Regions from separate parts of the Mus musculus genome. Here region 2 is linked to region 1. Evidence: chromatin loops called from intact Hi-C (ENCODE). Cell type or tissue: left cerebral cortex. All regions are shown on one strand. Each heading gives the region's core, and the rest is flanking DNA. Links, peaks and the distances in the headings are about the cores only.

Region 1 (12,008 bases), core at 1,609-9,608:
CACTTGCTTGCTAATACTTTTAAGGTTTGTGATGACTCTACTACCTGTCCTCTCTTCCTTGAACCAGATGTATACATCTTGTGTAGGAATATTAGCATTTTAATATGAACTGTAAATATTCACAGTTCTCTTGAGATAAGAACATTAGTGTGGTGTGCAGTTTCTCATAGATAGAAGTCATTTCAGTTCTAGGTTAGGTTGGTCATACTCATATTGCTGTGCTTTTGTGACTAAGATGAGGAAATTCATTGCTTTAGTGTTTCATCTGATAAAATGAATCACAGAGTATAAAGAAATAACCATGAAAATTTATCCTTAAATTCCTCTAATGCTTTTTGTTTTCAGGGCCCTCAAGGACCTCAAGGTCCAGTTGGATTCCCTGGACCAAAAGGCCCCCCTGTAAGTGTAACAGATTCTCTTTTGCTTTATTCAATGATATTTTCATGCTTGATAGTGATAGCTTCCAATTTTAATACCTCAAAATGTAATTATTATAAAAAATCCTTAAAGTAATTTTGAATTCAAATATTAAAGAGTACAATTTTAGTCTTTTCAGTTCACGTATGTTTTGGGAACATAATTTAGATATCTTCTGTTAAAGAGCATATTAAGTAAGAACTTGAGTAGTATAATTGTTGTTTCTCAGTCACTTTTACAATCAACTCATGTATAAAACTGAAAATAATTGTTAAATAGAGCATATATTACATGCTAGAATTTTCCTGTTTTCTTCCATAATCAAATGGAATCTTTCATGCTTCTTTAATGGGCACATCCTAAATCTCTCCCAATGCTGTGTTACTTAAGAGACCACTTAAAATTTATTGTCACAATTTTATTTCTATAATGTATTTGCATTTGAATTTTTCACTATGTAGATCTGGGTGGCCTGAACTCACTATGTAGTACAGGCTACCTTTTACATAGATTTCTGTCTACTTTTGCTTTCTGAATGCTACGATTAATGGCATATGCTACCATGCCAAGCTGTGGTAGGTTCTGAGAAATTTGTATGAAATTTACCTAGTTCAGTGCCTTTTGACTGTTATCACTATTAACTCACACAAAGTTATTGAGAATACTTTGTTTTCAGAGATAAATACTTAAAAGACTATCAGTTAGGGTCAGTTTACTTATTTTCTGTCTGTCATTCACTTTCTTAATGTAAATTATCATGAATTTATACACCTGCTTGGTTCAGAGATTATGAAATATATTCTGTCCCCACAAGGAGCAGCACTTTGGACATTGTTGAAGATATAATCTACTTAGATTTTTCTCTCTCTGTCTCGGGAGAGATGTCCTAGTCATGGTCTGACCATGCTGTCTGACCAGGGCTAAAGTTTGTGAACCATTGCTATAATCTAGGCTAGACAGTCCTTCTCAGACTTTAATAAGCTAGTCTGATAAATTAGTCATCTTGAAATATAAACACAAATGAAATGTTAAATATGGACACATTTTCAAACTTTTTTTGGTAATTTAGGTGGTGTTTTAGTATGTTTTAAAACTAAAATATTCTGTTTATCATTTTAAATTTGTCAAGAAATAACTTCATATGCCCTCAGAGTCGTGGCTGAACAGATTTCTTTTTTTTTTTAATTAGGTATTTTCTTCATTTACATTTGCAATGCTATCCTAAAAGTCCCCCATACCCTCACCCACTCCCCCACCCACCCACTCCTACTTCTTGGCCCTGGCGTTCCCCTGTACTGAGGCATATAAAGTTTGCAAGACCAAGGGGCCTCTCTTTCCACTGATGGATGGGAATTTCTTATGCACTATCTGTTATTTTATTTACATGAACAATAAACTCTATGTAGTACTTCATATTAAAGTGAAATCATAGTTATTAAATTTGCACATGCATATTTTTGTGAGCATTTCATTAAGTATTTTGATATCATGTATTTAGATGGTTTTTTCCAAAATCATTCAATGATATGTATAGGTTTTTTCATATATATTTATTCATTTGCATTGTTATAACCTGCATCCCTTATAGTATAGTCTTGTTGTTAAACAAAGCATTGGACTCATTTTTGTTCCTATCTTTCAGCCTTTTCTTGACGGTGTCTTCAGTAAGCTTTCCATATTGGTCATGCACTTACATTCTTTACTGCCAGGCATTAGAGATACAGTGATAATCTTATATTTAACTATATAGTTTGATTGAACAGATGTTACTTTAAGCAGAATTATTATATAATATTTTCTGACAAACAAATTTGTACAGCTTGAAATAAAAGTCTCTGCCATTTTCTGACATTATTGCATAACATTTGACAGGAAAGTCTGGTTTTTGAAACAGACATGTAGTATTTAACTCGAGAGATAAACTACAAGTAATTAGTTTGCCTACAAGTAATTAGTTTGCCTTGTGTTAAAAAAAATTGTCTAGAAACATACAAATATTTGGGGCTTGGGATATTTCATTCAGAATCTGTAAATTTCACACCAATTTTAGGCACTCATTTGTTTTTTTGAGGTTTGTTTTTTTGGTTGTTTCCTTCCCTCTCATACTCCCTCTTACTCCCTCTCTTCCTATTTCCTTCTGCCACTCCTCCATCTCTCCTACATCCCTTCCTTCCTCCTTTACTCTCTCTCTCTCTCTCTCTCTCCATTCTTTTGTTAGTCTTTCCTTCAAGATGTGGTCTCAACACTATAATGTAGGCTTTACTGGACTCAACTCCTTTCTCCTGTCTCTGTCTCCCAAATATTGAAATTCCAGGATAAGAATCAACTGAATGCAGCTGTTTAATGTCAATGTTAGCACATTTTAGTACTACATAGTTATATAATTTAAGAACCAGTATTAACATTTTTAACTTGGCTATCATGTTGCATGTAAATCTATTTTTAGGAGGATCAAAATTCATTGTCAGTTAGAAGGGAGGAGACACCTTTAAGCACAGAGGCCCAAGAGGAACATGCAAATCTTCATGTAAATGAAGTTTGCTCCTTCATTAGTCTCTCAACACCACTGAAGGATGAACCTTTTTTGATATATAATATATTATCTTAAAATCAGTGTTATGAACCTGCTGGGAAATAAGTTGGTTTTATTTTATTGATTAGTAATGTAGAGTCAAAACAGTTATTTTAAATATACTGCATAATTTTGAAATGTGTACTTACTTCAAGGCAAAGCTTGATGATATTGCTCTTTGGCCCATTAACTCTATTCCTCAAACTCTCTAGGAACTCCATTAAAAGCCATGATGTGTTCATTCCAAGATAGAATCATTTAAATCTAAGATCACTATCTCAAAAGATGATCATTTTGCTAATTTAAATATAATTTGTACCAGTAAGGAGCAAGCTACTTACTGCTTACACTCATAGGCTTATCAAGAAACATGTATAGGTCTCTCAGTTATTACTGTGTGCATATTTGATAACATTTTAGTTTCCTGGGAAAGAAGCCATGTATATGTATTATTCCTTATGTAACACCGTATCAGTCTGAAAACTTTATAATGTCCTCAGATTGATAACACATTTCTCCATTTGTGTTAAAACAGTGGTGATACAGAAGGGTTTTAATATGCTGTTTTGCAAAGCTACAACCAGATCAATCTACCAGCAATTAACTATGTGTTTCTGTGCCTCTCTAAGCTGTGGGTAAAGCTGCATATTTCATTATGCAGCTAATATACACCTAATAGCTAATACAGAGGTAACTGATGTATACCCTTAAAAGAAAATAAAAATTATTTTACAAAATGTTTGGGCTGTTTATTAACACTCCTCATGCTTTGTGCATGTGATTGGCAGTGGAATTATCTTGCTGATCTTAGACACAATAAAAACCATCAGCAAGCTTTGATCACATGAACTGCCATTTTAAAATAAATGTGTCGAGATGGAAGGGATCAGGTAGCAGAAATCGTTTGGAACACTGCCAGAAGCAGCCCTGAAGCATGCCAGCCAGCCATTCTAGTGGTCAATTCAAAGTGGGAAAAAGGTGACCATGAGTGTGTTCTTTTTTAAGTCATAGACTTTTGTTCAAACTGGCTAGATATTAGCAAGTATAAAAATAGACCTTTGAAGATAACATTATCTAAATAATTAACAGAAACAAGGGGTGGTGTGCTAGGCATTAAGATATCTTGATTAAAATGGCTATATATTTCCATTTATTCAGAATAGAGAGAATGTTTTTATACATCTACTGAGTATATTTTGAAAAGTGAACTGATGCTGAATGGCTTCTGAGGAGTCTAGTCTAAAAGCCATTTGAGAGAATCAGTCAGTCACTATTAAATATTTAGATTGTAGAGTCCTTACAAGCAGATTTTAGGGAAAAATATCCAATTTTTCATTGATTCTGCATTTTTTTAACCTGCAGTAAATTGCTTCATTTCTTTCTTCAGACATAGCAAACAGCTCCCTTTGCAAAAGGCAGTCATGTAGTAGTCATTTTCCCTAGCTTTCATTTTACTTCTTAGAGGTATGTCAAAAAACTTAACATTTATTCCAGATGACTCTAGAACTAAACATTGGTGGGTATTTTGTTTGTTTGCTTTTTGTTCGTGTTTGTTTTGTTTTTAGTGTACTAAGACAGTGTGACAGGTGAAATGATTTTGCAATTTAGCATTTGTTCCTCCTTTTTGTCAGAAAGTCGATGACCACTAGAGGACACTAGCTTTCTCTCTTATCCACATTTCAGTTCCGTGGAATTCAATTGTGAATGGATTTCAAAAATAGAAAATAGGAAAAAAAACACATTTTATTGTCAAGTCTGGATAACTAATGTTTTTACTGAAGTAAAACTACAAAATTATGCTTATATGTTCTTAAAATACATATGCAAATGAAAAATTACACTGAAATGCAAAGTGCCCTGTATACAGTTTTACAGAGTTCCCATTGTCTCTGGTTTTCATTGAAGAGGCAATTCACAAGCAAGTGTATATAAAAATCAACTAAATATCACTTTATATAAAAATAAAACCATCAAAATGCAGTTTGCTATATAATGCAAGATGGTTATCTTAATTGTTACCCTCGGGCTATAACATGGGAGCAGTATTCATGAGACTCAGTTATTTAATGTTTGTTATTCCAGGGCCCTGCTGGGAAAGATGGGCTACCAGGACACCCTGGGCAGCGTGGTGAGACTGTAAGTGACTCCAATTTATTATTACTATTATTATCATCACTATCAACATTATTACTATTATTATTATTCATTGGATTGAAAATTTCTATGTCTCAAACTACAAAGTTTCAAAGAAAAGTCTTTTTTATTATTAAAAGTTAAATTGTGAGTTGAAAATTGGTGAAATAAATTGCTTTATTTTCTCTCTTTCTTTTCTTTGGACTGTTCTCTCTCTCTCTCTCTCTCTCTCTCTCTCTCTCTCTCTCTCTCTCTCGTCTATCTTGCTGCTCTTAAGTAGCCTCTCTTTCCTGTTTCTTCTCCTGAGAGTAGGCCATATCTTATCTCTGACTTGTTCTGTTTAATCCATTTCTGATTCAACTCATTGCCTTTCAATTAGATGTCACTTCCAAACATGGCTTCTACACTTACCTTCATTGTTTGGTTTAAAGATGTGTACTGAGGGTTTGTCTATATTTCAGTCAGAGGGATTAAAGGTGTGTTATTCCAGCCAGGTCATGTAGACCTAGAAGGTCTATAGATGTGATCACTTGCCAGAGCAGTCATGTTGCTGGATTAAAACTCCTCTATACTTGTTCTCCCAGTGTCCTCCTTCTTTTATGGTTTTTAAAATCTCCGTGAAATTCCTTGAGTTCTCAGAGGATGGATTTGAGAGAGTCCTCCCATTTAGACTCTACATAATGTTTGGCTGTGAGTTTCTACATATTTTCCCATCTGTGGCCAATGAGCTTTTTATTAAAATATTTTAGCGAATTCATATATAGACCCAAGTGTTGACTTTATCAAGTTCACTTAGAAAACTAGGATGCTTGTTATTATGATTTTATTATTATTACTAGCATTCTTAAAATGAGCTAATAAACATGATCTCATATTTGAAATACCTTTACAAGATAGCCACCTGGGCCCCTCTACTAAAGTTTGTTCATAGATCCATTCCACCAAAACTTCTCAGTACTCAATGATCTAAGGAAAACATACTATCACAAGTCCTATACATAAAGCAATATGATTCTACCAGACTAAGAGGATGAGATATTGTCTGAAATGGGAATTGTAAGGAAATAATTGACTTGAAACTATGTCTCATGGCTAATAGGAATATGTAGGTAGAAAATTATAATTTGATTTGTATAATCTGTGGGAAATACCACTGTCACCTAATTGAACAGCTTTCCTTATGTTGGAATTCTTGGGCAGATGAAGGTCCCCTGGTGGGCTGCTGTGTTTGTTTATTTCCTTATTTTGTTACTCTTAAACTCCATGTCTATCTAGCTCAGTGGGTTGTTATTCTAATCAGAAATCTTCACTGTTGGCCATGATTTCTTGGAATCAATCATTGGGTCTCATGGTTAGCTAATTTTATTTACTTTTCTCAAGGAAACCAGGACACAGACTACCTTTGACTGTTTTGTAAAGAACCATATCACTGCATTCTGCTAACATTAAAACATGTTTACAATTGGATGCCAGTGCATCATGACAAGACTAAACTGTTATTAATTTTCTGCAGTGGGAAAAGTTTTTCATCAGGAGAATTCTAATTGCTGTTTTGGTCACTACCTCATAATTCTTGATTTAAGGAGTCTTAGTTTTACCTGGAATATTTAGTCTAAAATTGGTAAAAGAATATCAAGAAATACATATTGGGACCAAAGAATAAAATTTATCCTTGGAAATGCTATCTCCAGAGATAGAAAATTATTCTCTAAAAATAACACTCACTCGAATCTGTCAAGATACTCTTATGCAAATCTTGCAGCCAACAGTTTTATAAAAGTCATGGACCCCCAGAGTATAACTCCAAAGTGTCTTTTGAAGAATCAATAGCTAGAGAATTAATAATTAAAATCCCCCATTTCTAAATGTCATCAAAAGTTGCAGTTACTAAGTTGATACTTTGTGGAAAGTATATATATCACCTAGTTGATTAGATTAACTTGTTTGTGGTGGTGGTTCTAGGTAATGTGGACAACTGAGAGAACTGACTTAGATTCTGAAGTTGTTAAGAAAATAATTGGTTATAGCTTGGATGTCTCAATAGGGCAAGCTAGAGAAGGTTGCATGTTAAATACTCACAAGATGGACCAGATTCTCCCCATGAGCACTGAGGGAAGCCTGTGAACTGAAAGGACCTTTGTTTTTAAAATTATTATCCAAAGCATCCATGTATCATACAGAAAAATGGCTGGAGAATCATAGTCAGGAATCTCTCTCCATGCTGAGATGAAATGTTTCCAGATGTTATTAGTAATGTTCAATTGAGGCCTCTCAGTATAGATCAGGGTTCAGAACACATGAGCAATTTATAGTATGGGGAAGATGTTAGAGTTTATCGGTATGGTGTGTATAATTGCATTAATAGAGGTTATTGACATAATCCAGGGAGTATTATGTATATGTGCATACATGTATATATTTATATCTTCACATATATTGTATGCATAATAATTTATATGATATACAAACATGTAAATATGTATTTTTATGGGCATGGACATAGTAGATAGTCTGATCATTGATTTTCAAACTCACCCATTGTTTCAATGTGATAACTAGAAAATATTAAATACATTCTCTGATAATATTCTTCAGAAAGACTTAGTCTTGCTATTGAGAGTGTAGGGCAAGTAGAAGGTCTCATGGTCTTAAGTCAGTTTTTAAAAAGGAAACATGTACTTCCTTTCCCTGTAATATAAACTGCAATAATAAAAGTTCAGACTTATTTACTTACCTATATTTTTGTTGTAAATAATTCAATCATAATCTTTCTTAAGTTGTGGTACAAAAGAAGAATGACCAATTTCCATTTGTTTCTGCTTTGTTTGTTTATACTCTTTCTATATTTTACCGATTGAAAGCATTGCAAACACGATTTCCTTTTATTTGGAAAATGTCTCCCTCCAGTTTTCTTTTAGGTTTTTTTTTTCTTCTTTTTTTTTCTGCACATGTATCCCCAACTTTCAAATGCAGATTATATGGCTTTAGAAAGAAATGTATCATGATCAAATCATATAGGAAAAATAATCTATGAACCTGGAGAAATGTATATCCTAGACCATATTCCCAAAAGCTGATATATTGAACATTGCTCACCAGTCACATCAACCAGCTCATATTTATTGATTGGATTATTTGAAAACTGTAAGAAATAATACTGTTAATGCTAAAATGATTATTAATCATGCAAATTACTATCTCCATAAATACATTTTACATATCATCTATAAACATTGCTTATTTAAATTTCCATATATTGCTGGATGTGATACAGCAGTGATAAAAATGGTTTTCTCCAATCTCCCTTTTATAGACAGGGTTTTATTTTATTGAAATAAATACTAATTATTTACTAATTGTACTTTGATGTAAAAATGAAAATAGAATATTTTGGACATTTATAGAAATAAATACAGTGTCTCATGACACTTGAAATTAATAATTTTTAGTCCAAATGAGACTTTTGTTTAACATGTTATTCAATTATTTTGCAGATTTTTGATTTTTTGCTTTATTGATGTATAACTTTTATTCATTGTACTTTACTTTCTTAGGGATTTCAAGGCAAGACAGGTCCCCCTGGACCAGGAGGTGTGGTAGGACCACAGGTATGTCTCCTTATTATCCTAGTGATTTTTCTTTTTTAAATCTCTAGTAAACTAACTTAAATGTTTGAAAATTTAACAAATAATGTATATTTATTATCATTATCATTATTAATTAGCTTAAAACAATTTCTCAAGACATACAAATTGGCTTTGTACTCATTATATAGTTAAGAATGACTTTGGAAAAATGTGTCCATATTAATAAGTTAAAGAGTTTCCATAATTACAGATAAGGGAATTTAAATGTGGAAATATCAAAAAGTGGAGACACATGTTGTTTTCTTTTCCCACATCAAAACCAAAAAACATATTGTATTTTGGGGATGTTATCCCACAAGCAACCACAATATTGTGTTCTGGTTTTTAATAGTCCCAGCTGCTAGAATTTTTCTCAGTATGTCTTAAATTATTTAATTATGTTTAAATGTTTAAAGTGTTCATTTTGCTGTGGCAACAGAGGGCAGCTGGCCATCATTTCCTCTATACACTGAAAGCTTTTCTTACCCCAGTTTTACAGGACAAATAGATGACCCGGAATTTCCCCTCAGCATTTCCTGTAACTTCAGGCAGCTGGCTTTTTAGTATAGTTTCAAGGGCAAACTCATGGACTGCACTTGAAGATTCCTTACTGTCCCACCTTAGACTTGGTCAAATGAATTTGAATTAACTATTTGTAAGGGGATGCTTGTTTCAATGAAATTTCAAAGACAACTGCTTCATTTGCTTGGGATCCCAAGGGACACTGAGCTATTAGCAAGCAGCGAGTGATCTCTTGAGTACGTATGCTCTGGAGTGGTATCAATGCCTCTATATTGTAAAGTTCATTTGATACCTCATATCAAAAGAGGAATATGATGAAACTGTCATTTATAGTACCATGTTTTAAAGAGTAACCCAGCTAGCCTCCCTGTCAAGTGATTCTAGTATTGGAAAAAGAAATTATCCTTGCATACTACATGTAGTTCTCTAGCACATCTGGCTATTCTCACCAAGACTATGGTAAGCTTTCCAAACATTTGCCAGATACACTCCTTTCATTATGTTCTAGCAGGTGTTCTGTTGCCCATCACAAAAATAAAGGAAAATGATTTCATGAAAGAGAGTAATCTTTGAGTTTGCTGTCTATTTATTTGCCCCAAATGAATGGACACTGTAATATGGCTTTGCTTGTTTGATTTAGGGACCAACTGGTGAGACTGGTCCTATAGGTGAACGTGGCCATCCCGGCCCTCCTGGTCCTCCTGGCGAGCAAGGACTTCCCGGTGCTGCAGGGAAAGAAGGTGCAAAGGTACCACAAGCTCAAGGCCATTTTCTGACTCAAAGCTTCGGTGGACTTCCCATCATTTCCCACGGGAGTCCTGTGCTTTTCCATAGTTCTCAACATCAGAGCAGCATTCCATGGAGAAATTTAGTGTGCACTTATAATTCTTAAATAATAACTCAAGAATCGTTTAACCAACCGTAATGCCACCGTTTTGTGTATACTCTTACATCTGGGTATCATTGTTTATTTTAATATGTATGGGACTCCTAATGACAGCCTTTTAATTAAATGACATCCAAGTTCTACTTTCACGTTTTCTTTAATTAACTGTAGAAGATACTGTTTTTGTTCATAGAAACCTGTGTAGAAATTACACTTTGCAGATTACGTGTATGATATCTCTCAGGGTGATCCCGGGCCTCAAGGTATCTCAGGAAAAGATGGACCAGCAGGAATACGCGGTTTCCCAGGTGAAAGAGGCCTTCCTGGAGCCCAGGTAAAGTCAACACATATGTCAAGCATATAGATAAAGCTTTTGCTCAGAAGCTTTTTATCTCTGAGCTTAGCAAATAAGGATATATATATATATATATACATAATATATACACACAAATATATATATATACATAATATATATAATGATATACATATATATCATAATCTTTTTAAAAATTTATTTTTTTACACTACAGATTTTATTCCCCACCCCACCCCATCCACCCTCTGACTGTTACACATCCCATACCTCCTCCCCATCCCCTGTCTCCACAAGGATGTCCGTACATCCCACCCCAACCCCACCTGACATCTAAACTCCCTGGGGCCTCATGTACATACCCGTCATGTGTTTGTTTCAGAAAATATGTAATTTCCATTTTGTCAGTCTTACATTACCTCCTTATCATGAATTCACATGAATTCAATGGCATTGTGTTCTCACTTTTTCAGGGTGCACCTGGGCTGAAAGGAGGAGAAGGTCCCCAGGGCCCACAGGGTCCAGTTGTAAGTATGAAGATAATAGATAGCCATGTTGTCCACATTTGCACATTACAGCTCCTCTGTCATCACTCTCATTCTGTGATCCCACATGGTGTGGGGAAGAGAAAATAAACAGGTGTCCATCAAAGCAGTCAGTGCCTGTTTTCTGCTAACTGCAGGCACTGATGAGTGCTGAAGTAGAAGGATGAAGGAGTTTGGAGGGATTTGCTCTGGCAGGAGATAAGGAACTATCTTACCTCTTTACAACATAAATCAGAACTGTAAGCAAAAGAAAGTCATCAACAGAAAAAAAAACTGGAAAAGTTATGGTTTGAATTTGTCTTCTTATTCAGTCTCTCATTTAATAATTAATTATAAAATAACCTTCAATTTCATATACATTATATTCAGTATGATTTATGTACTCCACGAGACTTGAATTTTTCAGTGATAAAGAATACCAAGTAAAAATGAAAAGATGTCATTTCATGGGCTAATAGTGACTTTGCACAGCTCTGTCACATTATGAAATAATAGGCTGTGAACAAGTGCCAGTTTAGTTTCCCTTGTATTCCTGAACGTGTGTGTAAACTGCAGAGAAACAGTGCAGAGCTCATGTTTTTAAGGCCACCTTTGTTCTCCACAATGCTCTGAAGCATCACCATAGCGCACAAGACGCCATATTTAGAAGCCTGTTTTCATTTTATCTTCTTTCTCCTACTTAAGCCGTGTTAATCATCTTCACAGTACTTTATCTTCATTTCTACCATCATTTTCTTTGCTTAATCCTTTTATTCTCTTCCTGACAATGTTTCAACTTTTCTCCTCGACTCAATTCATTTTGCTACCTATCCTCCAACAGTTCATTTCCCAATAGTAGTAGATATGAGTTTCATATACTTCGTTAACTATGCCATTATCTTATTGAACCACACTTGGGGGGGTCTGTATTGTCTCCAGAATAAACCTAATGATCATAGCCGACAAATCCTCTTCATAGTGTGATTCTAGTAACAATGACATACCTATATCATAT
Region 2 (12,008 bases), core at 2,462-10,461, 1.5 Mb after region 1:
TAAGCACCATCTTTGTGTGAGTCTGAAAGGCCTGCTCATGAACTCATGATTTTAACACGGCTGCTGCGGCTGGAGGCACGGCTTTGACAGTCTGTGGAGCTTTAAAGACATAGAGCCTGGCTCGAGAAGTTGATCACTGGGGAGAGGCCTCGAAGGTTAATAGCCTAGCCCCCAGGTCTGTGCACTGTCTACTTCTCAATCCACCGTCATGTGAAGAGGGCTACCTCGAACTCCTCCATGCCTTCTGTGCTGTGGGAGAATAAGCCGCTCTGAAGATGTGAGTAAATTAAGGTTCATGTCTGGAAGGACAAACAGCAGACAGGAGGGCTTCTCCAAAGAGAATTTACTGTGATGATTCTCTCCAGACCCTGGCTGGTTCCTCATGAAGTTTTTCATTCCTGTCTTCCTTCTTTTCTTCTTTCCTTCTTTCCTTCCTCCCCTCCTTCCTTCCTTCTTCTCTTCCGTTCTTTCTTTTCCTTCCTTTGACAGTGTCTTTGGCCCAAACTGAAGTCCTTGTACAGTCAAGGATGCTCTTGAGCTTCTGATATTCCTAACTCTACTTCCTGGGTTGTGGGATTACTGATGTGTGCCACCACACCGGGGTTAACACTTTAGGGCTTCCTGCTTCCTAGGCGAGAAGCCTACCAATCAAGCCACATTCCCAAACCTCACACTGCAGTATTCTACAAAAGATCTTCTTAACCAAAACAACAGAAATAAGATGTTAGTAGGTACTTTTCAATGTTTTATGTAGTTCCCTCAACAGACACACACAATTGTAGAAGTTATATCCTAAAAGTGCCCACCTCCCTTAGTTACAATTAGCCAACCCTTAATTTTGCACATACTATGGAAGATGTTATTTCATTGCCTTAAAATGAAAGGAAAATATCTTGACCCGCAGTCCTTAAAATTGACCATGAAATGGCATAGGAGTCATATAGGTCCTTATGTTCACTTAAAAGCACTTGGGGAACCAGAAATGTTAAACACAAGGTGTCTCTTCAAAGAAAGAGATATACACGCTGTTTCCCACCTAGGAGGCTGGAAGCACACTTGGTTGATACCCTGGTGACCTTTGCACTATCTGTGTGGCCAGGCCATGCCAGCTCCTTTTTCCCAGACTCTAATCTTGACCTTGTTTGTCTCGATCAATCTATGGCACTCCCCTCCCCTCAGACTCCTAATTTGAGCATGTTCTCTCAGTTAATCTTTACGGACAGTGTCACTTGTACTTCACGAAGAGTTTCAATGTAGTCAGGTCTAATGCTTTGTGTAACTGTAACTGAGTTAATTATCACCAGGAAATTGTTTTCCAAAGTGTGCTGCACTTAAACATGCCTAAAATAAATCATTGGAGGTCAGACTTCTGAAGTTAGAACCAACACCGACTACTGAGTCCTCTTGAACTGAACGGCCTTCTTGCCTCTCGTAGATGGACACTTGATGGCTGTGGTGTTTCCAGAGACCCTGGCCAAATGAAAGTAAAAAAGATAATTCTCTGTTACCTAGAAAAGAAAGAGACGACAGCGAGGGGAGAGACATTTCTTCACACTGTGACCATCAGTACATCGAAAAGTTCTCCTAATTCTTAAGGATCTAACTCAAGCCAGACTTGGTTTTGTAGCTTTGAAGATGAAAATAATTTCAGGGCTTATCAGATTAGGAAATAAGTTGAGGATTTTATTAGAGATATTTTAATCCAGGGTTATACAGAAGGGCTCAACAAAAGAGGGGCTCTCGGAATAAAGTTTGACATACAAAGCGGGGCAACGTGCTTCCCAAAGGCACATGGGGTGACGTAAGCAGTACCAAGTACTTCTCAAGGGAGAGGAGGCCAGTAATTGCCTGAGCATTAGCTATGTAGACCGTGTTGGTGGCTCTCAAGTTACATTTTATATTGGTGCCAAGAAACCCCCACCCCTCTCCCTTTGGTAAGAGTGACTGATAGAGAAGGCAACTCCAAAGGTGTTGTCTTAGTTAGGGTTTTACTGCTGTGAACAGACACCATGACCAAGGCAAGTCTTATAAAAAAACAACATTTAATTGGGGCTGGCTTACAGGTTCAGAGGTTCAGTCTATTATCATCAAGGTGGGAGCATGGCAGTATCCAGGCAGGCATAGTGCAGGAGGAGCCGAGAGTTCTATGTCTTCATCCAAAGGCTGCTATTGGAAGACCGACTTCCAGGTAACTAAGGTGAGGATCTTATACCCACACCCACAGTGACACACCCATTCCAACCAGGTCACACCTATTCCAACAAGGCCACACCTTCAGATGGTGCCACTCCCTGGTCCAAGGATATACAAACCATCACAGGTGCTTTGCATGGAAATATAATCGGATGAAACCAGAAACAAATAAGGTTGCCCAAGAGGGTTAACACAGCTCCTTTGCCCGTAAATAAGTGGGTTTCTTGTGTGGTTCCTGGGAGTTTTCAGCTGTGTGCCTGGAAAGGGTCAATGGTCTTAAGCTGGAATTCTTGAGCAGTTCCTGGTGAGAGGCATCAACCAGATGCCTCCTTACGTGGCTCTCCTCTCTCTTTTCTTATTCCCCCAATTTTCCCTGAATCTTCATCTTGCCTTCAGACAGTCTCAGAATTTTAGAACATTGCACGAGAACAACAGAAATGAAACAAAGCATAGCAGTAGACAAACCACCAGAAAAGAAAGAACCTGATTGTCTCACAATGACAAATCAGGAGCGCTGTGGAGCATCCTTGAATGAGCCATCAATATGTCCTGCCCTCTTACTCGAAAGTCAAGATAGCCACTCAGCACTCGCAAATCCTCATTTTCATAAGCACCCCTAAACCTGGAAGCTGCCTGGCCCTGAAAGGTAAAGCTGCCTGTGTGCCTATTGCCTCGAATCTGTCAGCATAGAACCAGGCTTAAATTATTATATCCTTCCTTTCCCTCTCTCTTCCGCTGGCTGGGAGCCGTGAAGCATTTCCATTTGAACTTGCATTTAGAATAGATGTGTGAAGATCTCACTATAAATTGAGAAGGAATCTCATACAGCCTTAAAGCTATAAAATATGGCTTCTTATACTTCTTATATCGACAGGCAAACCCCTTCCCCACTGTGGCGTCCTCAGAGCAGGAAATGCTCTGCGAGTCTAAATTGAAAATGATAATGAAACACATTACTTTATATGCTAATGTTAAAAATGAATGAAAAAGCAGGTGCCCAGGAAGTGCAAAGCCAGACTGGCCTAAAAGGCAAATCCAAGCCAGGATACATAGATAAGCAAAGTCTCAAAAAAGAAAAAACCCAATTCATATATATATATATACATATACATATAAATGTACGTATATAATCATTTTTAAGTTTTTAATTGATTTTTATTAGCACACAAAGAAGTGGTTTTCTTTGTGATATTTTTTAATATATTTGTGTGTATATTTGTGTATGTGCCTATGTTTGTGTAAGAGCATATCTTTCCACTCCTATTGCTGTCTTCCATCTTCCCCCTTTCTCTTTGCTATGTAGAAATATCCTCCAGATTGACCCATTCTGTCCTGCATGGAAGATCATTAAGACCGGAAGTAAGCAGCTCAAGCTAGCTTTAGGAAGTTCCTGAAACTGACCAGATTCACTGGGTCCCTCCCGCTCCAAACACACACACACACACACTAAAAGTAACTCTCAGACAAGCCCAGGTACCTGGAAAAAAGCAGAAATAAGACTAGCAGACTCAGAGATCAGCCAAACTAGAAGAAACAAAAAAACAGCTGAGCTTCCTTAAGAGGCTTAGATCACCTGAAAAGGGGACTCCCTCACCTGGTGAGCTAGTGTCCTGCAGCTTCCCAGAACTGGCTCCCACCCTGAGATGGAGTTTTGTGATGCAGCTTTCTTTGAGTGGTTTCTTTCTGTAACTGCTCACCATACTCCTGCAAGTAACACCAATAAAAAAGCCATTGGTTCACCAAACTTTGATGTGTTGTTCATTCCCTGTCTGGGTTATATAGATATTCAGATCTCTACCAATAAAATAAATAAATAAATAAATAAATAAATAAAGCCTGTCACCCAGCAATCTTTTGTTAGTGTCCTTCCACCCCCAAATATTCCTCCCATTGTATTCTTTCTCTCTTCCTTTCTATTAGTTGAATCTATTTCCTGACAGTTTCATACAAGTACATAGTTCATTTGGTTACTTGCATCCCTTCCACCCTCTCTTACTCTCCCATCCCTCCCTCTCCTCCGTACAAGTCCCTTACCAGCTCCTGGTATATTGTTCTGTTTTGTGAACCACTGATTTTAACCAGGGCTATCTGTGTGTCTGCAGAACTCTCCTCTGGAGCCTAGCTGGCTCACCTTGGGTACACAACTGAAGACAATGACTATCCCTTCCCAGAATCCACCAGTCACTGAGAACCTTTTCCTGTCCGTGGTTAGCTGTTGATAAGCCCAGTGTTGTGCAATCCCGTGCTGGCAGTCCTCTGTGCTGTGATATCACCTTTTGACATTCCTGTGCCCAGAAGATAGCGTTTCCCAGCTCCTCCCAGTCGTCCCCCCACCCCCACCCCCCAATCTTCCTGCCCTGAATGCTTTCCGCTTCTCCTTCCTGGGTGTTCCCTGGACCTTAGAGAAAACGATATAAATGTCCTGTCAAAAAACTTAATTAAAAATTTTTAAACAAATTTAAGGAAATGAAGCCTCACTGCCGTTGCTGTTGTTGTTTTAATTACACTTTTCTGAAGGGAGAATCTTTTAACTTGTTTTGGCCTGAAGTGTGCGGAATATAATTGCCTAGGATTCCCTAAACTACATTTCATGAACACGCACTGTAAGACGCCTATTACAAGTACAGCCCATTCTTTGGAGGAGTTTCACATTTTGTTCCGGAGACAGTTAAGACAAGTGCAAACCTTCAAGACATCTGTACCCCTTACCCGGGCCCCTATTTCCTGGCCTTGGTGTGCCTCATTATAAAGACCGGATATGCAGGCCAAGCAGAGAGAAGACTGGGAAGTCTCCTTCACTCTTCCTCGCACCCCCTACCCCTTGGCTCTTGTGGGAGGAAAAAAAAATCCCCTGGTGCAGGAAATGGGCCTGAAGCAATGAGACAGGTCCAGAGTAGAGGAGAAAGGAGCAGGGCACACAGGCCACACCAGACATCAAAATATTTTCAGTGCGGAAGGTGGTGGGGTCCTACGGAGGAAGTTGGGTGGAGAGACATTCCCTGCTTGCACTCGGCGGTGAACCTGGCTAAGGCTGCAGAGCATTGCAGATCCAAAACCGCAGCTGCTGGTGCTGCGGATCTAACGTCTTTTCGGGCGGGGGTGGGGGTGGTGGTGGTGGGAGCTCATCAACTCGAAAAACTTTATGAAAACCTGACGCGTGGGAAAAGAACAAAGGAAAGTCGAGAGGCTCATGTATATCAAAGGAAAGGGACTCGGAGAAATACTGGGGGGGGGGGGGGGGAGGAAAAATTCATCCCTAAATGCTTCCGAATCCTAGATGCTGAAGCAGCCTCCTCCGTCGATGCAGCTGTGACTTTGGATGTCTCCTTCTCTTTAACTGCCGCTTTGATACCGCTGCCTTTTGAAGTCTCTTTTTATATATTTTGTGATTTACTTGGGCAATGGATGGAACTTGCTGTGGCTGCTGTTTACCATCGCATTGGGCTCTGCAGTTTGGGAAGGCAAAAGGCAGGTCCGCGGTCGCCCTCTCCTGGTGAAGCCGCGGAACTTCGGAGAGGAGATCTGAGAAGATTAATTTTGTTTGGTTCAGCAACTTTTTTTATTAAAGTTTACCCCCTTAAATATACTCATCAAGCTTTAACATTAGCCAGAGTCTCTTGGAGGACTCCTAAAAGCTAGAAGCCTCGGTTCCACCCACAGAGTTTCCACTGCGTCTTGGGTGGAGCACAATAATTTGCATTTCTAGCGAGTTCCCAGGCAAGTTGGCAAAAGCACTACTCTCAGAACCACTTCCTTGTCCACAAGTCACTGGGCAGGATGAGAGAGCATTTTACTAAGCCGCTGGTCCTTAGTCTGTAGGAGAAGGACTCTGGGAAATGAGCAAAATGAAGAACGTGGCTCTTGCTAGGGTGTTGTAAGAAGTGAAGCGTTCCCTCACACTAGGTTCATGAGTGGAGCCACTGTAACAAATATTAACAAGAGAAAGCATACCAACTTATGTAATACGAGTTCATGTGACCTCAGAATTTTCAGAATGGAAGTCCACTGCAGTAGGGTAACCTGTGTGTTCTTTTTTTTAAGATTTATTTGTTTATTTTATGAGTACACTGTAGCGATACACATGGTTGTAAGCCACCATGTGGTGTCTGGGATTTGAACTCAGGACCTTTGGAAGAGCAGTCAGCGCTCTTACCCGCTCAGCCATCTCACCAGCCCCAACCTGTGCGTTCTTTAAATAATTATTTTGGTTTTTTTAATCATGTATGTCTGTGTGCATGAAGGCAGAGATCAGAGGAATAGATTCCTTAGAGCTGGAGTTCTGTTGTGAAGCAACTGACACTGGCGCTGGAAATCAAACTCCCGTCCTCTGAAACAACAATACGCTCTTAACCCCTGAGTCACCTCTCCAGACCCTAAAATCTGTGTATTTTACTGTGTTGGTGTGAAGAAGAGGGGACAGTGGTGGAAATCAGGATGGGACAGGAGCTCCGACCTAAAGATAATAAAGAAGGGGAAACGCTGTCCTGTTGAGACCCCTTGTGTCTTCAGCTTCTTTGTTTCCAGTAAAGATTGACAATCCATCCCATAACCTTCCTGGGAGAAAGGCCAGAAAACTCTTTGTAGGTTTTAGGATCTTTGTCAAGTAAGATAAAAAAGGAAGACTCCATTCATGTCATGATATGCTGTCGCCAGCATTTTATCACATGCCCAGGCGCCTATATTTAGGAAGTGTGTTCTGAACTCCATCAGTGTCATGAACACGGGTCTCTTACCCAGAAGCCAGTGCACTATCCATTAAAGCACAATGTATTGAGCTGTAACCCTAATACAAGTCAGATGTCAATCACTCCCATCCCTGCCACCTAAGAGGAAAAGCAAGCGTGTGTGCCTCCAAACACTGCTGAGATGGCTGACTCAGCAAGCAGCGCCCATCCCCACCTTCTGATCCCATCCATTCAGCAACTCCCGCCTCCCATATGAACCACTGCACACAAGCACCCAGTGATCGAAACATGGCCTATGAGACTTCAATGGCTGGAAGGACTGTGCAGTGGGCAGGGGCAACTGTAAGAAAGCTAAATCTTTGCTTGTTGCTTTAACCATCTGCTGGATTCTCATTGCCCTGGGGAAGGCTCTTTGGGCTTGGCAATGCAGTCACACCCCTGAACTTCCCCTTTCTTCTCATTTTATGCTCTGCCCGCTCTAATTATAACTTCCCTCTCCCCTTTTGACCCTTTGCACCTGTGTGTCAGCTACCTGAGCCTCTGATACGTCTCACCAGCACACTTATTTGAACAACTTGGTCTCGTCTGTCAGGATTCAGCTTAGATGTTGGAGAAAAGACTTATCTTCACCATCGTGAATTTCGTGACTAAGAACCCTACATCAAAAGATAGATTAATTAGAGAAATGAGTACATAGTTACTTAATAAAAGTTTGATGTGGGAGCTGGAGAGATGGCTCAGAGATGGTTAAGAGCACTGACTGCACTTCCAGAGGTCCTGAATTCAATTCCCAGCAACCACATGGTGGCTCAAAACCATCTGTAATGGGATCTGATGCCCTCTTCTGGTGTGTCTGGAGATAGCAGCAATGTACTCATATTCATAAAATAAATAATTCTTTAAAAAAAAAGTTTGATGTGGCCCAGGAGCCTTCAGAAACTAAGCCTCCACAGGACATCGTCTACCCACCACTTGGGAGACAGAGGCAGGGGGATTGGGAATCCATGGTCACCCAGGTCATCCACACCCTCATAGAGGACTCAAGGCCAATCTGGGCTATGTGTGACCTAGGAGAAAGATGTGGGAGGGAAAGACTGGAAGGAGGGAGGGAAGAATAGAGAGAGAAAGGGAGAGAGGAAAGGAGGAAGGGAGGGGGAGAGAGGATGGAGGAAGAAACAGAGGGGAGGAAAGGAGAGACATTAAGACTCAGAGGTACAGGAAAACCTGTGTGTTCTTACGAACAAGGAGGTATGAGCTGATAGTAAACTGTAGGGAACCTAGCCAGGCATATATGCTCAGACTTCTTTCTATGTATTTGTGTTTCCAGAAATAACAATATGACATCGCTCTGGCACAAGGGTTTTATGAGCTATTTTAAGGCCAAGCCAGTTGGACTTTATAGAGTACTCGGGAGCTGGGGTCAAGAGTGAGAGGGGAATTCTTTCTAGAGTCTATGACCTGTTCTTGTTTTCTGAAATGCTAGGATACAGTTATTCCAGAGTGCCATACGCAGACTCAACCAACTTCCAAGACAATTGAGTTTATGGCAACTCATTGTGGCACTGCCTAGTTCCTAAGTGGTGCCTCCTCAAGATGCGACCCAGGAGCCACCAACTCCTCTAGATGCTTGCCCCCCAGGGAAATGTGACCTTTTCACCTTTGTCCTTTTGCTTTCAGTACACCATCCATGACCTAAAAGACCCTCAAGATGAGGTGAGTTGGGAAAAAAAAAAAACAACTTGAATATCTTCCAAATATCTCTGCCTCCTGTCCTCTAGCAAGTCACACACAGTGCTTATGACAAGATATCAGATGTGCTCCTTGTTTTGCCCCAGCTTACGTAGGCGTGCTACGAGAAGGTGTCTGATCTCATCCGGGACACATTTTCAAGATACATGTGCCTCACAAGCTGAAATTCCTTGAGGGTTCTCATGATAACCCAGAAGTTATGGTAGCTTATGCCTGTAGTCAGAAGATTTGGGACATGTAATCAGGAGGATTGCTGTGAGTTCAAGGCCAGCCTGGACTACATAGTGAATGTCATAGTAAATGAAGATACAAAGATTATGTCTCAAAAAAAAAAAAAAAAACACCAACTATACATGCCACAACTACATATACACGTACATCACACAAAACAATTCTCAGAAGAGGAGAATAGCTCATCTCAGTGGAGAACAGAGTAGTTCACATCACTCAGAAGGGCTCTTTGGTGTTAACCAAGGAATCTACCCCCCAAACCCACCATATATTGCATGTTCCTGATGGCTCAAATCCACCTTGCAGTATTAGAATCTGGCTTGTTTCAGATTTGAATTGGATATCCTTGATGCTGTCTGTCCCTGGAATCTACTCTGAAGCCCAAGAATGCTTCCTAACACCTGACAACCATCCTGCTTCACCCTCACATGTGCTGGGAGATTATAGATGTGGCCACCATGCCTACTTGAAATACAACTTGTTGAAATAACCTGAACAGCAAAGGGGTGTGGCCTTCAGACATGCTTGCAAAACACCTCCAAAAGAGAAACCCAAGTCCTCGTTAATTTTGAGTGAGGACTCTCTATGAGGTCCAGGTTGCCTCTGTTTCCTTCATTATAGGGTTTTAGACTTGTCCCATAATGCACAAGTATTGTTCCATCTGACTCTGAAGGCAAAAGGTTTTAGTCCGAGCAGACCAAGGGGTATATATTGAACTAGGCAGTAACTCTGTTTTAGCTCCTCCTGTCAGAGACAGCTTAGAGTAAGGTCCATTTTCTATGGCCCTAGGCTTCTCTAGAACTCTGGGACTTCAGGGACAGCTAACAGAGCATGGGGTTCATAGGTCGTCTTTAATCAGGGCCATGTCAGCCTTCCCAATGGAGGAGAACCTATATTTAAAAACAAGTTTCAAGATCCTGAGTGAATAGAAAAGGTCGTTTCATTATTTAGTGAGTAATGGCCATTCGGCTGTGCTGCCTGAAGCAAAGCAGGTTGCACAGTCTCTCCAGGAGGAGGTGTCTGATCTCATCCGGGACACATTATCAAGAGACATGTGCCTAACGGGGCAGAAACCGTGGAACATTTCCCAGCCTGAGAAATGAATCAAATTGACTTTCCAAAGTCCTCCAGGAACACACATAGAAACATGAGCCGGGAGATACTCTTCTCTGGGCAGCTATGATCAGTTCACGAGGTATTTCCTGGGAGGTCACAGCCAGCCAGGCCACTCTCTGACCCAATTGTGAATGTCATACAATTAAGTCAGAAAACAGACACTCATTTCCAGGAAATGTATTGAGCTTGAATCACAGTCACTATAATAAGTTTAAAAGAGAAGGGCGTGGGATTCTAGAGATAAAATGCATTTTGCCTGGTTCTGGAATTAATTGCCAGGCAAAGTTCTCCCCCTTTCTTCATAGCTTGACAAAAGAGGCCAGCAGTTTGCTGTTGACACCACTGCCACTGAGAATGAGTGGAATCATGTGATGTTCCAATGGTAATTGATATCACTGAACTGGAATTCCAGACTGATCGCTTTACTACATAGGCATATCGGGAAAAGCTAACATTTCATTTTTTTCTCTTATTTATTATTTTGTCATTCAGTTGGGGGTAGCATTCATGGAGGTCCAAGAACAATGCCTGGCAAATACAGAAGTGGATGCTCACAGTCAGCTATTGGATGGAACACAGGGCCCCCAATGGAGGAGCTAGAAAAAGTACCCAAGGAGCTAAAGGGATCTGCAATCCTATAGGTGGAACAACAATATGAACTAACCAGTAACCCCAGAGCTTGTGTCTCTAGCTGCATATGTAGCAGAAGATGGCCTAGTTGGCCATCATTGGGAAGGGAGGCCCCCTTGGTCTTGCAAACTTTATATGCCCCAGTACAGGGGACCGCTGAGGCTGGGAGTGGGTGGGTAGGGGAGGGTATAGGAAACTTTCCGGTTAGCATTGGAAATGTAAATGAAGAAAATGTCTAATAAAAAAATTGAAAAAATACTCTGGGGATTCAATTCTGTCCTCCAGACTTTTTGAGCCAGACTCTTGCTTCAGTTCAATCCCCTACCTTGTTGAAACAGGCTCTCAAGTTCCTGCTGATCTGTGCTCTCCAGGCTGGCTTCCCCTCAAGGCAAGTCTCCCATCTTGCAGTAGGAGTGTTGAGAGTACAGACAGATATATTCCGCTATACCTACTTTTTTCATGTGGGTCCTGAAGACAGAGCTGAGGTTACCAGGACTATACAGCACACTCTTAGACCTGTTGAGCTTTCTCATCAGCTCTGTTTAATATTTTGGAGACTTAGATTTCTCTTCATAAATGAAGACAGTGTCCTCTACCTCCCTGACAGTTACAAAGATTGATGTCTTCTACTGCCTGTGAGATTTTGGATGGATTAATCAGCTTCTTCCCTATACAGAATTCCCCCATAATAATTATATCTAGAGACTAGGGGTGTATCTCAGTGGTTAGAGTACTTCCTAGCATACAGAAAGCCCTGGGCTCCATCCCCACTCCACATTGACCAGGCAGAGCCCTGTATCCCAGAACTCAGGAGACTGAGATAGGAGGATGAGAAGTTCAAAGTCAGGGCTGGAGAGAAAGCTCCGTGAATGGGGAACTTACTACATGAGTTTTAGAATTGGAGTTTGGATTCCAGCATCCAATGGGGCAGACCCTTGGGATCCCAGTCCTCAGGAGGCAGAGACAGAACCCCAAAGAAAACTATCTAGATTTGCCACAATTGTCAAGTTCCAGGGTTCAGTAAGAGATCTTGCCTCAATAAATAAGGTGGAGATGTATCAAGGAACGTGCACACATGTATTCATACACATGAGAACATGTGTACATGCATGCACAATACAAACACACATACAGGAAAACAAAAAAGAACTTTGAGATCATTTTTAGCTACAGAAAGAGTTTGAAGCTAGCCTGGGCTACATGAGCTCTCATCTCTAAAACAAAACCGAGTAATCCATCTACCTACAGTGTCCCCAAGAAAATGAAATCAGTGAACATATGCAGAAAACATGCCTAGAATATACATGTATTTAAAATCAAGTCTCAAGTATGTATATTAAAAAAACTCCAAGTGTTGGTTTTTACCATTATGTTTAGAACTATGCAAATTGAACAGTCTAGACA

The links. A loop is a pair of places that touch in the nucleus more often than their neighbours do. Peaks named below come from ENCODE experiments on the same cell type or tissue, not always from the same donor. Only the 100,000 strongest peaks of a DNase experiment are listed, where the experiment ranks them.
Region 2: it touches region 1 in a loop (6-fold over the local background); 5 of 42 quality-filtered maps call a loop at or near these places.

What each region holds. Positions count from the first base shown.
Region 1 is chr3:114,142,699-114,154,706 of GRCm38, forward strand. Col11a1 (collagen, type XI, alpha 1) reads left to right here. Exons shown (of 67, transcript NM_007729.3): 36 at 346-399; 37 at 5,072-5,125; 38 at 8,677-8,730; 39 at 9,911-10,018; 40 at 10,401-10,490; 41 at 10,943-10,996. Among named protein-coding and RNA genes, the nearest start is that of Col11a1, 120 kb to the left of the region's middle. In left cerebral cortex, for the core only: a CTCF peak has its summit at 4,646 (motif pointing right); a DNase peak (open chromatin) is centred at 4,620.
Region 2 is chr3:115,637,211-115,649,218 of GRCm38, forward strand. Gm40124 (a long non-coding RNA gene) reads right to left here and starts at 4,516. Exons shown (of 3, transcript XR_867569.1): 1 at 4,228-4,516; 2 at 3,788-3,897; 3 at 1-1,470. In left cerebral cortex, for the core only: CTCF peaks have their summits at 5,680 (motif pointing left) and 7,711 (motif pointing left); DNase peaks (open chromatin) are centred at 2,934, 4,909, 5,215 and 5,655; H3K4me3 peaks cover 1,092 bases; H3K27ac peaks cover 727 bases.